2 separate regions of the Homo sapiens genome follow, and region 1 is linked to region 2. Evidence: chromatin loops called from intact Hi-C (ENCODE). Cell type or tissue: endothelial cell of umbilical vein. All regions are shown on one strand.

Region 1 (5,000 bases), 76 kb after region 2:
TGACTATGACCCTAGAGTCTTTTATTTCCATAAAGTGATTAGCACATTGTAGCTGCTTATTATGTGTTTGTTAAATGAACGAATGAAGCAGTATTTTTAAGAGGGCTTTTAGTTCACATTAGACCTTCTGGAAACAGGTCAGAAGAGCTCACCTCCACTCCAAAGCACCCAGTACCCAGCCTATTTAGGATTATTGTGGAGGCCCTTGAAAGGACTGGCCAAACCAGAAATCATAAATCTGTCATTACTCCATTTTCCAGCTAAGCTGAGTTATCTGCTCTTTCCAAACTTCTGATTCTGAGCCTTCATTTATGCTATCCCTTTTGCCTGGAATGTACCCTTCCTGACTTCTGTAGTCCTTGCTTGCTTTCTCTTACTCATTTTTGTAGACCTTGTTCAGCTGTCATCTCTAGGGAATCTTCCCTGATAACCTCTTCTTCCTCTTACGGCCCCATCACATGTATTACAGTCTTGAATTATTGGCCTGTCTTTCCTATTAGATGACTGTCTTAGTCCAGTTTCTGCTGCTATAACAGAATACCACAGACTGGGTGATTTATAAAGAGCAGAAGTTTATTTGACTCACTGTTCTGGAGGCTGAAAAGTCCAAGAGCACAGCGCTGGCATCTGGCAAAGGTCATTCAGTAGTAGGAGGGCACATGAGCATGTGAGGCAGAGAGGAAATCAGCTTAAACTCATCCTTTTATCAGGAGCCCACTCCCGTGATGACTAGCTCACTCCTGCATTCATGCCATTAATCCATTCCTGAGGGGAGGGGCCTCATGACCTAATCAGCTCTTAAAGGCCCCACCTCCCAATATCATCATGTTGGCAATTAAATTTCAACATGAATTTTGGAGAGAACATTCAAACCACAACATCCGTCAACCACATGAGGATACAGATCATGACTTATTTAACTTTTAGTTGAATGAAGCCAAGCCAGCAAATGGACTATTTCTTCTCTAGTGATGAGGATACTTTAATAGGAGCTAGAGTTTGTGGGAGATGCCATTTTGAGGATTGTTAGCTGGTAATTTAAAATATTTTAAATGGTTTTGTAACTTTAAACAAATTAAATTTCTTTGTAAATTTAAATTTCTTTGCTGTGGCTTCAAAGAGTATCTCCTGAAGTGGTTGACAACAGTACTGTAAGATATTGAAGTAATTCTTTAGGAATAAAATAATATGTTTGAGATTTGTACACATAAGAATTCAGAGGCCCTCTATTGCAGATTCATCCTTAGTTGTGATGCTCTCTAATTTAATGCTTGATATCTTCTTCCTCTGTGTTATTTTTTAATTTATAAGTAGATATTATTTTTAGGAAATATCATTCTTATGTTCCTTTCCACACTGTTGCATGTATGAACCAGCAAAAACTCACTGTGCCTTATCACGAAGAACACAGAAGAAATAATGTTAATCACATTGCCAAGTGGGCAGTGGAACAGGAATTAAAAGAAATTAAAGAATGTGTAAGCAGAAACTCAGTTGTATGTAAGAAAATCCATTTCCCCCTGAGAAAGAGAAAGAGCTGGAGTCCTTTAAAAATTAACTGCCTGTTTTTCTTTGGCTAGTGAGCCTTATCTCTCCTCCTTTCCCAGGCATTGTGAAGACCCTGTTTCTCTAGCTGTGCAGCTGCAAAGTCACTAGACAGATAAACCCAAGTCATAAAACATGTTTTTTCTTGAAAAGAAATGATGTAATGCATGTCTCAATTAATTGAATAACTGTCTTTGTTTCTTACTTCTGTAATATGCTTCCCCCTGCACAGATCTCCCCCACACCCCATGAAATGTTTAAAAGGTAACTTAACGCTTTGTTCAGGGCTTGGTCCTTTGGATGTTAATCTGACTGGGCTGGTGCACCTAAATAATAAATATCCTCCTCAACCCCATCGGTCTCTCTGATTCCTTAAAAAAAATATATATATATCCTGCAACATTTCTGGTGGCCAGTATAGGGATTGAACCTGAGACCTTGGTGTTATAAGCACCAGTATCGACCAAAAAATCCATTAATTAGCCCCCTACTTCCATAGAGACCATAGTTTCCCTTATCAATCCTGCTATAGGCAGCAATGGCAGTTACTTTTTAAAAAATTTTTATTTTACAGAGATGAACGAAATCAGTCCATCATCGTAAGTGGAGAGTCTGGGGCAGGAAAAACAGTCTCAGCTAAGTATGCCATGCGATACTTTGCAACTGTGAGTGGTTCTGCCAGTGAGGCCAATGTGGAGGAAAAGGTCTTGGCCTCCAACCCCATCATGGAGGTAAGACAGCGAGTCTTCGGCTTTCTTCCTATATTCTCTTGATAAGAAACATGCTCAAAAAATTGATTGATACAGCATGTCTCAGAAAGCCTGGGGTCTCCAGCCACTAAAATTAAGAAAATGCTTTTCTACATGTTTATAAAAAATCTAGGGAAAGTAAAAACTTGGTAAGGTAGACATTTTTAGTAAAGCCCAGCTATAGCGGAATCTGTTTTAGTCTATAATCCTGAATTTTTGACCTACCAGCAAAATTGTTGCCCCTAAATACCAGGCAGCAATTAAGTTTCCTTCTCCTCATTAACTGACTCATGTCTATTGTTCCTTTCCTTGTACCAGAAGTACAAGTTACTCATTTCCCCCAAGTCCTGAGTTCTTATTTATGCTCCTTCTAAAACATAAGATTTGTTATGCTCAAGTATGAATGAGTTTCCTTATTCCTTTGCCCATATTTCATTTTCTGTACTTAGTCCGACCTCAGTTGGCTTAAATTTTAATATAGCTAAAGTTTTAATTTTTTTCCAGATTTGAACTACAAACTTAAACTATGATCTTTATAAGCTTTTTGTTGTTGTTGTTGTTCTGTCAAGCACATAACACAGCTATAGGTTCATAAAAGACAGTAACTGTAAGGTTTTGACAGGGGAAGAACTATGAAAAAATGTGCTTTCAAAACTTGAATACACCATATACAAAGTAGAAATGCCTGTGCCAATGAAAATGGAACTAATTGTGTGAGAATTTGAGTGTTTTAGGATTTGTAGATAATTATCTGTCTATTAATAAGATTTTTGGAAAGTTATAGTTTTATATGAAGACTTATTAAATGGAGAAAAATTACTTTTGTTAAATGGAGAGAAATTAATTTGGACATGCAGAAGCAAACCTTCCTTGTTAAAAATTCAAATCGGCATTTTTTTATTCCTGTCTTTTTCCTTTGTCAAGCTTTATTTGTCACCCAAACACAGATGGAGTTAAAATCGGCCTGGTGCACCTGTGGTACAAGTGGTTTTTGCGATAATCTATGTAGAGGTAATTGTGCTTGGTTTGCGGTGCTGCGTGTGACACTTCAGAACAGAATGCCGTGACCTCTTATCTGTAGGGCTGCTCTCTAGAGCAGCAGGACTTCTACTTTTTGGGATTGAAAAACAAGATATGATGGGGAAGTTCAGAGGCTTCATGGGCTGGATGTGCTATGGAAAAAAATACTGGGAATACTTTCTGAAATAGGATGAACAGGAAGAAACAGATGTTTGCACCGAAAGAGAGTAGTGAAAATTTTAAGCAAATGTTAAGATTTTGAAAGAATGTAAGCTACAGATACACTGCTGGATGTCACTAGTGTTAATACTGGGGAAATAGAATCTGTGGAGCCAGTTTTTGGTTTGGGGTCAGAAAACAACAGGGCTTCTTTTCTTGCTGTTGTTGTTTTGACTGGTTTTGGTCATGACAAATTCTTGGTATTTGACAACAGTTCCAGCCATTTTAGTCCCTAGCATTAGAATATCCCAAAGTCTTGAATGTGATGGCATTAGGTAATCCCATTTCTTCCGGGCCTGGACCATATAATACTAGGATTTGAAGTTGTCTGTGAAGATAACTTAAGTCTAGAATGAACCTTCTAGAATTTTTCATGAGTTGAGTGTACTATTTTATGACCTCTTTCAAAAAAAACCAGCTTTATTGGTTTTTCTGCAACACAGATTTGAATTGTATTAGTAGGAATATATTAAAAATTTGGAATAGCTACTGTCTTAGTCCATTTAGTGTTGCTATAACTATAGCCTCAGAATACCTGAGGCTGGGTAATTTATAAAGAAAGAGATTTATTTAGCTCATGGTTCTGTGGGCTGTACAGTAAGCATGGCTCTGGCATCTGCTAGGCTTCTGGTGAGGGCCGGCGTGCTGCATAACATGGCAGAGAATGTCACAGGGCAAGTGGACACACACAAACGGGAAACCTGAGGGCCTCCCGACTTCATAACAACCCACTCCAGTGGAAATGAATCCAGTCCCGAGAGAACTAATCCAGTCTCACAGAGGGAGAACTCACTACAGGAGAACTTTACCAAGGCTTTCACTATAGATTTGTCCCCATGACCAAAACACCTCCTACTAGACCCCACCTCCCAGCACCTTCACATTGGGGATCAAATTTCAACATGAATTTTGGTGGGGACACGTTATATCCAAACCACAGCAGTCAAAGATAATACTTACAGTATGCAATTATAAAGAATATGCCCTGCTTGCTGGGATGAACATAAAAGATAAAGGGATCAGCTATGCTCACCTGCTTCCTTCTCTATTATTTAGTCTGTCTAAATAATTTGAAATTGTTCATCTATAAGAATTTGGATTAAGAAAAATTTGGTAAAGAGTTGAACTAATTTTCAATAACTACAAAAAAGGGCATCTCAATTTGAAAGTTGGAAATGTGATATGGAGCTGAAGATCAGTTACTGGAAGAAAACATAGGTAAAATATTGAGTATGTAGTCTGAAAAATTTGTAGCTTTAAATCGCTTCAATACTATGTCCCTATATCAGAGCCCTTTGCTGAGATGTCAGGAAAGGCATATCGGCGTCTCCAGTGATCTGCTGAAACTCCTCATAGGATAATGAGCATCCTACATGGTTAACATTACAATCCAGGGTCTAAAGAGATATGCACATTATTCTTTAAAAAGGAAGCTCCTCATTCTCAACATAGGCTTCTTTTGCAAAA
Region 2 (5,000 bases):
GAAGACCCTTGGTCCCTTGTACATCTGTGGGCTTTGTTCTGGTCCCCAGCCAGAAATTTCATCTTATATTTTTGTTCATATTGGATAGCAGATTATGGGTGGATTAGTGAAAAGCCATCCTTAGTAATAGGGAATGTTTTGATGATGAGTCATTAATGCTTTTTGTTTGGAGATCAAAGATGACACCATTCAGTGATAAACATGTATTTCCTTCATATGATATAGGGAACATGTTTGACTCTGTATTGCTGATTTGCTCTGGTCCTCCCTGCCTCATTCTTTTCTGTCTATTACAGGTCGACATCTCAGATTGTGGGGTGTTGGAGCGAGGGGCCAGGCAGTGAAGCTTGCTGTGCTCGTAGTTTGCTCTTGGGCTTTTAGTTGTTTTTTTCTACTCTTGTATGATACAAGCTAAAATATGGTTTCGTAATATTTTTGTTTCAGATAATTTATTATTGAATACAGATTATAGTTTCAGATAAAGAATATACTTTTCCTATATTTCCCTCACTTCCTTCAATTCTTGTCTATGGAGGCTGTGTAACAGTAACTCAGAATGCACGGTATTTCTAGTGTGTGGACCTTGTTGTCAAGGTTTTAGACACACTGAGCCTAATGTCTTCTAGAGTATAATATTATTGTATAAGCAAGTATCAGTGCTAAAGAATACATTTTTTTTCTTTTTTTTTTGAGACTGAGTCTCGCTCTATCGCCCAGACTGGAGTGCAATGGCATGATCTTGGCTCACTGCAACCTCTGCCTCCCGGCTTCAAGCGATTCTCTTGCCTCAGCCTCCCGAGTAGCTGGGATTAGAGGGGCCCGCCACCGTGCCCAGCTGATTTTTGTATTTTTAGTAGAACGGAGTTTCACGGTGTTGGCCAGGCTAGTCTCAAACTCCTGACCTCAAGTGATCTGCCTGCCTCGACCTCTCAAAGTGCTGAGATTACAGGTGTGAGCCACCATGCCCAGCTCCAGTAATAAATTTTTGAAATGGAAGAAACATTCTCCATTCTTTGTTAATGTGCTATGGGAAAGAGTGGCTACATATTTATTTTATAGCTCTGGAATTAATGATTCAAAGTATTATACATCTCATTTGCAATGCTCCATAGATTATTTAAGATCATTTGCTAGCCACTTAATCTGTGGCTATAATTAAATTACTCTCAAACTTCCGGCTCTGAGATTTAGTTTTTCTTGGACAAAAGGCTACCTTTTCTATCTCTATCTTCCAAAACATGTTCACTAACTCTTGAGAGTCCCAATCAAAAGCCTTTTTCACATATGGCCTGCACCTCAGGCCTTTCTTCCCTCAGGCCTTGGTGATAGACTAAGGGTTCTATAAATTCTGATTCTCATCCCCACCAGCCTATAGGCTCTGTTGACTCATAGCCTAAGCACTATCTCTGAGTTTTCTCCTATGTTTAAAAACTACCAAAACTTTTTATTATGGGAAAATCTCACATATATACTAAAGTAGAAAGAACAGTACAATAAATTCCCATGTGCCCGGGCCCCAACTTCAACAGTATCAACTCCTGGCCAATCTTATGTCAGCTATATCCTCACTCATTTTGCCTTTCCATGTTATTTTGAAGCAAGTCCCAGACATACTGTTAATTCATCCCAGATATTCCACTGTGTATCTGTGCAGAAAAGAGCATAGCAGGCCTGATTGCTGTCCTTTGGAAGGCCTGTTTACAAGGTTGGCCCTTGGCGAGCATCTGGGAACTTGGATTTTGGGAGGGTTCTCAACCACCCTAACTAGTAGTAGTGTACTGTACCTAAGCTTTGTGTGCAAACTACATGGTTTGTGGTGAATACTTGCTTTCCTTCTGGGAGTCTGGAATCTTAGTAAGTGCTATACAGAGTTTGCCTATGTAACCTGTCCTCAGTAAAAACTGAGCAATGTGTCCCTAATGAGCCTCTCTGGTAGACAGCATTATTGTAACTAGCCGCTGGGGGAATTAAGCCCATCCTGTGTGACTTCACTGGGAGAGGGCTCTTCGAAACCTGTATTTGGTTTCCTCTAAACATTATGTCATGCACCTTTTACTTTTGCTGATTTTGCTCCGTGTCTTTTTGCTGTAATAAATCTTGGCCACGAGTACAGTTATATGCTGAGTCTTGTGAACCCTCCTACCAAATCACCAAACCTGGGTGTGGTCTGGGGATCCCTGACAGATTATCTCTAACATAAGCACTTAAAAAAATCTATATATCTATGTATGACCACAAAACCATTGTGACACCTAAAAATGTTTATAATTCCTTAATATTATCAAATATCAAGCCAGTGTTTGCATTTCCTATTGTCTCATAAATGTCATATTCTTTTTGTCTACTTTGTTCTAATCAAGGTTCAGGTATTGCAACTGGTTGACACTTATTGTAAGTCTCAAGCTATAGGTTCGTACTCTATCTCTTTTTCTTTTCTTTTTTCCTTGAAATTTATTTTGTTGAAAAAACTGGATCATTTTTCCTGCATAGTTTCCCGCAGTCCAGTTTTTGCTAATTATGTTGCCATGGTGTAGTTCAATGTGTTGCTTTGTAAATTAGTAGTTGGATCTAGATGCTTCGTGTATGAGTTTTTGAAAGCCCAATGCCTTCATATATCCTGAGGATATGCCTTAATTTCCGTTTGATTAATGTTTGCCAAGAACATTGATGTACTTGGATAAAAGGGGATTAAACAGTAAATATCTTTGTTTTTGTTAGCATGAGACAGATCTTCTGACACTTGGAGCCTGACTCATGTTACTTTAGAGAATCCAATAAAAAATACATGGCTTAGTGTTCATTACTTGCTTTTCAGGAGGTAACCCTGGCGGGGATCTCTGAGCAAAAGCTGGCTTTAATTATCTAGAGTTGGTACAGTGTCATTGTGACTAGATATTATGATGTAGGTGGAAATGTGGGGTTTTCTTATTTTTTAAAGACTCTATAAAAACAAAATATTAATAGAAAACATCAGAACCCTACTAAAAATTGTAGACCCCCACATGCATTAATTTTCTATGCAATGAAATCCTTCAGTACCTTAGTAATGAAGTTCTAATTAATGAGTTACTTAAGTCCCTCTTAATTCAACTTGGTAGGAATAATCCAACAGCCAAGGCCCAATGTAGTTATCATCGTAGGTCATCTTTGGAGATGTGCCTTTTTTGAAACAGCTGGATGGTTGGGCGTTTAATAAATATTTAGAATGTAAATGTATACTTAAATTTAAAAAAATTAAATTGTAAAATACACATAACGTAAGTTAACCATCTTAACCATGTGTAAGTGTACAGGTCAGTAATGTTAAGTACATTCATATTGTTGTACAACCAGGCCAGGCATGGTGCTCACACCTATAATCCCAGCACTTTGAGAGGCTGGGGCAGGAGGATCCCTTGAGCGCAGGAGTTCAAGACCAGCTTAGGTAACATAGTGAGACCCCGTCTATACAAAAAATAAAAAAATTAGCTGGATGTGGTGGCTGCACCTCTAGTTATAGCTACTTGGGAGGCTGAGGTGGGAGGATTGCTTGAGCCCAGGAGTTTGAGGTTGCAGTGAGCTGTGATCATCACACCACTGCACTCCAGCCTCGGCAACAGAATGAGACCCTGTCTCAAACAACAACAACAACAACAACATATTGTTGTACAACCAATCTCTAAAACTCTTCATCTTGCAAAACTATATCCCTGTACCCATTAAACAATAACTCCCTATTCCCCACTCCCTCTAGTCCCTGGCAACCATTATTCTACTTTCTCTCCCTATGAATCTGACTACTCTAGGTACCCTATATAAGTGGAATCATATAGTATTTGTCTTTTCATGACTGGCTTATTTCATATGGCGTAATGTCCTCAAGGTTCATCCATGTCGTGACATCTTTCAGAATTTCCTCAAGGTTCATCCATGTCGTGACATCTTTCAGAATTTCCTTCTCTTTTGAGGCCAAATAATATTCTTTTGAGTAAATACACCACATTTTTGTTTAATCTATTCATCCATTGATGGACATGGGTTGCTTCCATCCTTTGGCTATTGTGAAGAATGCTGCTGTGAACATGGGTGTACAAGCATCTCTTTGAGACCTTGCTTTCAAATCTTTTGGATATATAACCAGAAGTGGGATTCCTCGGTTATATAGGAATTATATATTTAATTTTTTGAGGAACCACCATACTGTTTTCCGTACTGGCTGCACCATTTTACATTACCAGGGTGCAGAGGTTCTAATTTCTCCAGGGCACAATCGTTCTAATTTCTCCACATCCTGTCCAACTCTTGTTATTTTCTAGTTTTTTGATAGTAGGTATTCTAATAGGAGTGAAATGGTATCTCATTGTAGGCTTGATTTGCATTTCCCTAATGATTAATGATGTTCAGCATCTTTTCATGTGCCTATTGGCCATTTGTGTATCTTGTTTGGAGAAACGTCTATTCAAAGTCTTTGCTCATTTTAAAATCAGGTTGTTCATCATTGTTGCTGTTCAGCTGTAGAATTCTTTTATTTTTGTTTTAAATTTACTTAGAGACAGGTCTCACTATGTTGCCTAGGCTAGTCTTGAACTCCTGGGCTCAAGCAGTCCTCCTGCCTTGGCCTCCCAAAGTGCTGAGGTTACAGGTGTGAGCCACCATGCACAGCTGAGTTGTAGAATTCTTTATATATTCTGGGTATGAATCTTTTATCAGATATATGATTTGCAAATATTTCCTTTCATTATGTGGGTTTCCTTTTCACTCTGTTGATTGTGCCCTTTGATGCACAGAGGTTGGTTTTTTTTTTTTTTTTTAGACAAAGTCTTGCTCTGTCACCAGGCTGGAGTGCCCTGGCACGATCTTGGCTCACTGCAACCTCTGCCTCCTGGGTTCAAGCAGTTCTCCTGCCTCCGCCTCCCGAGTAGCTGGGACTACAGGTGCGTGCCACCACGCCCGGCTAATTTTTTGTATTTTTAGTAGAGACGGGGTTTCACTGTGTTAATCAGGATGGTCTTGATCTCCTG

What was found. A loop is a pair of places that touch in the nucleus more often than their neighbours do. Peaks named below come from ENCODE experiments on the same cell type or tissue, not always from the same donor. Only the 100,000 strongest peaks of a DNase experiment are listed, where the experiment ranks them.
Region 1: it touches region 2 in a loop (6-fold over the local background); 4 of 110 quality-filtered maps call a loop at or near these places.

Annotation. Positions count from the first base shown.
Region 1 is chr15:52,413,421-52,418,420 of GRCh38, reverse strand. MYO5A (myosin VA) reads left to right here. Exons shown (of 42, transcript NM_001382347.1): 5 at 2,120-2,276. Among named protein-coding and RNA genes, the nearest start is that of MYO5A, 110 kb to the left of the region's middle. In endothelial cell of umbilical vein, no CTCF peak of the experiment used is centred here; DNase peaks (open chromatin) are centred at 730, 1,450, 1,720 and 2,580; H3K4me3 peaks cover 689 bases; H3K27ac peaks cover 4,429 bases.
Region 2 is chr15:52,489,352-52,494,351 of GRCh38, reverse strand. All of the region lies in intron 1 of MYO5A (myosin VA), which reads left to right. Among named protein-coding and RNA genes, the nearest start is that of MYO5A, 37 kb to the left of the region's middle. In endothelial cell of umbilical vein, no CTCF peak of the experiment used is centred here; DNase peaks (open chromatin) are centred at 341, 1,991 and 2,641; H3K27ac peaks cover 3,702 bases.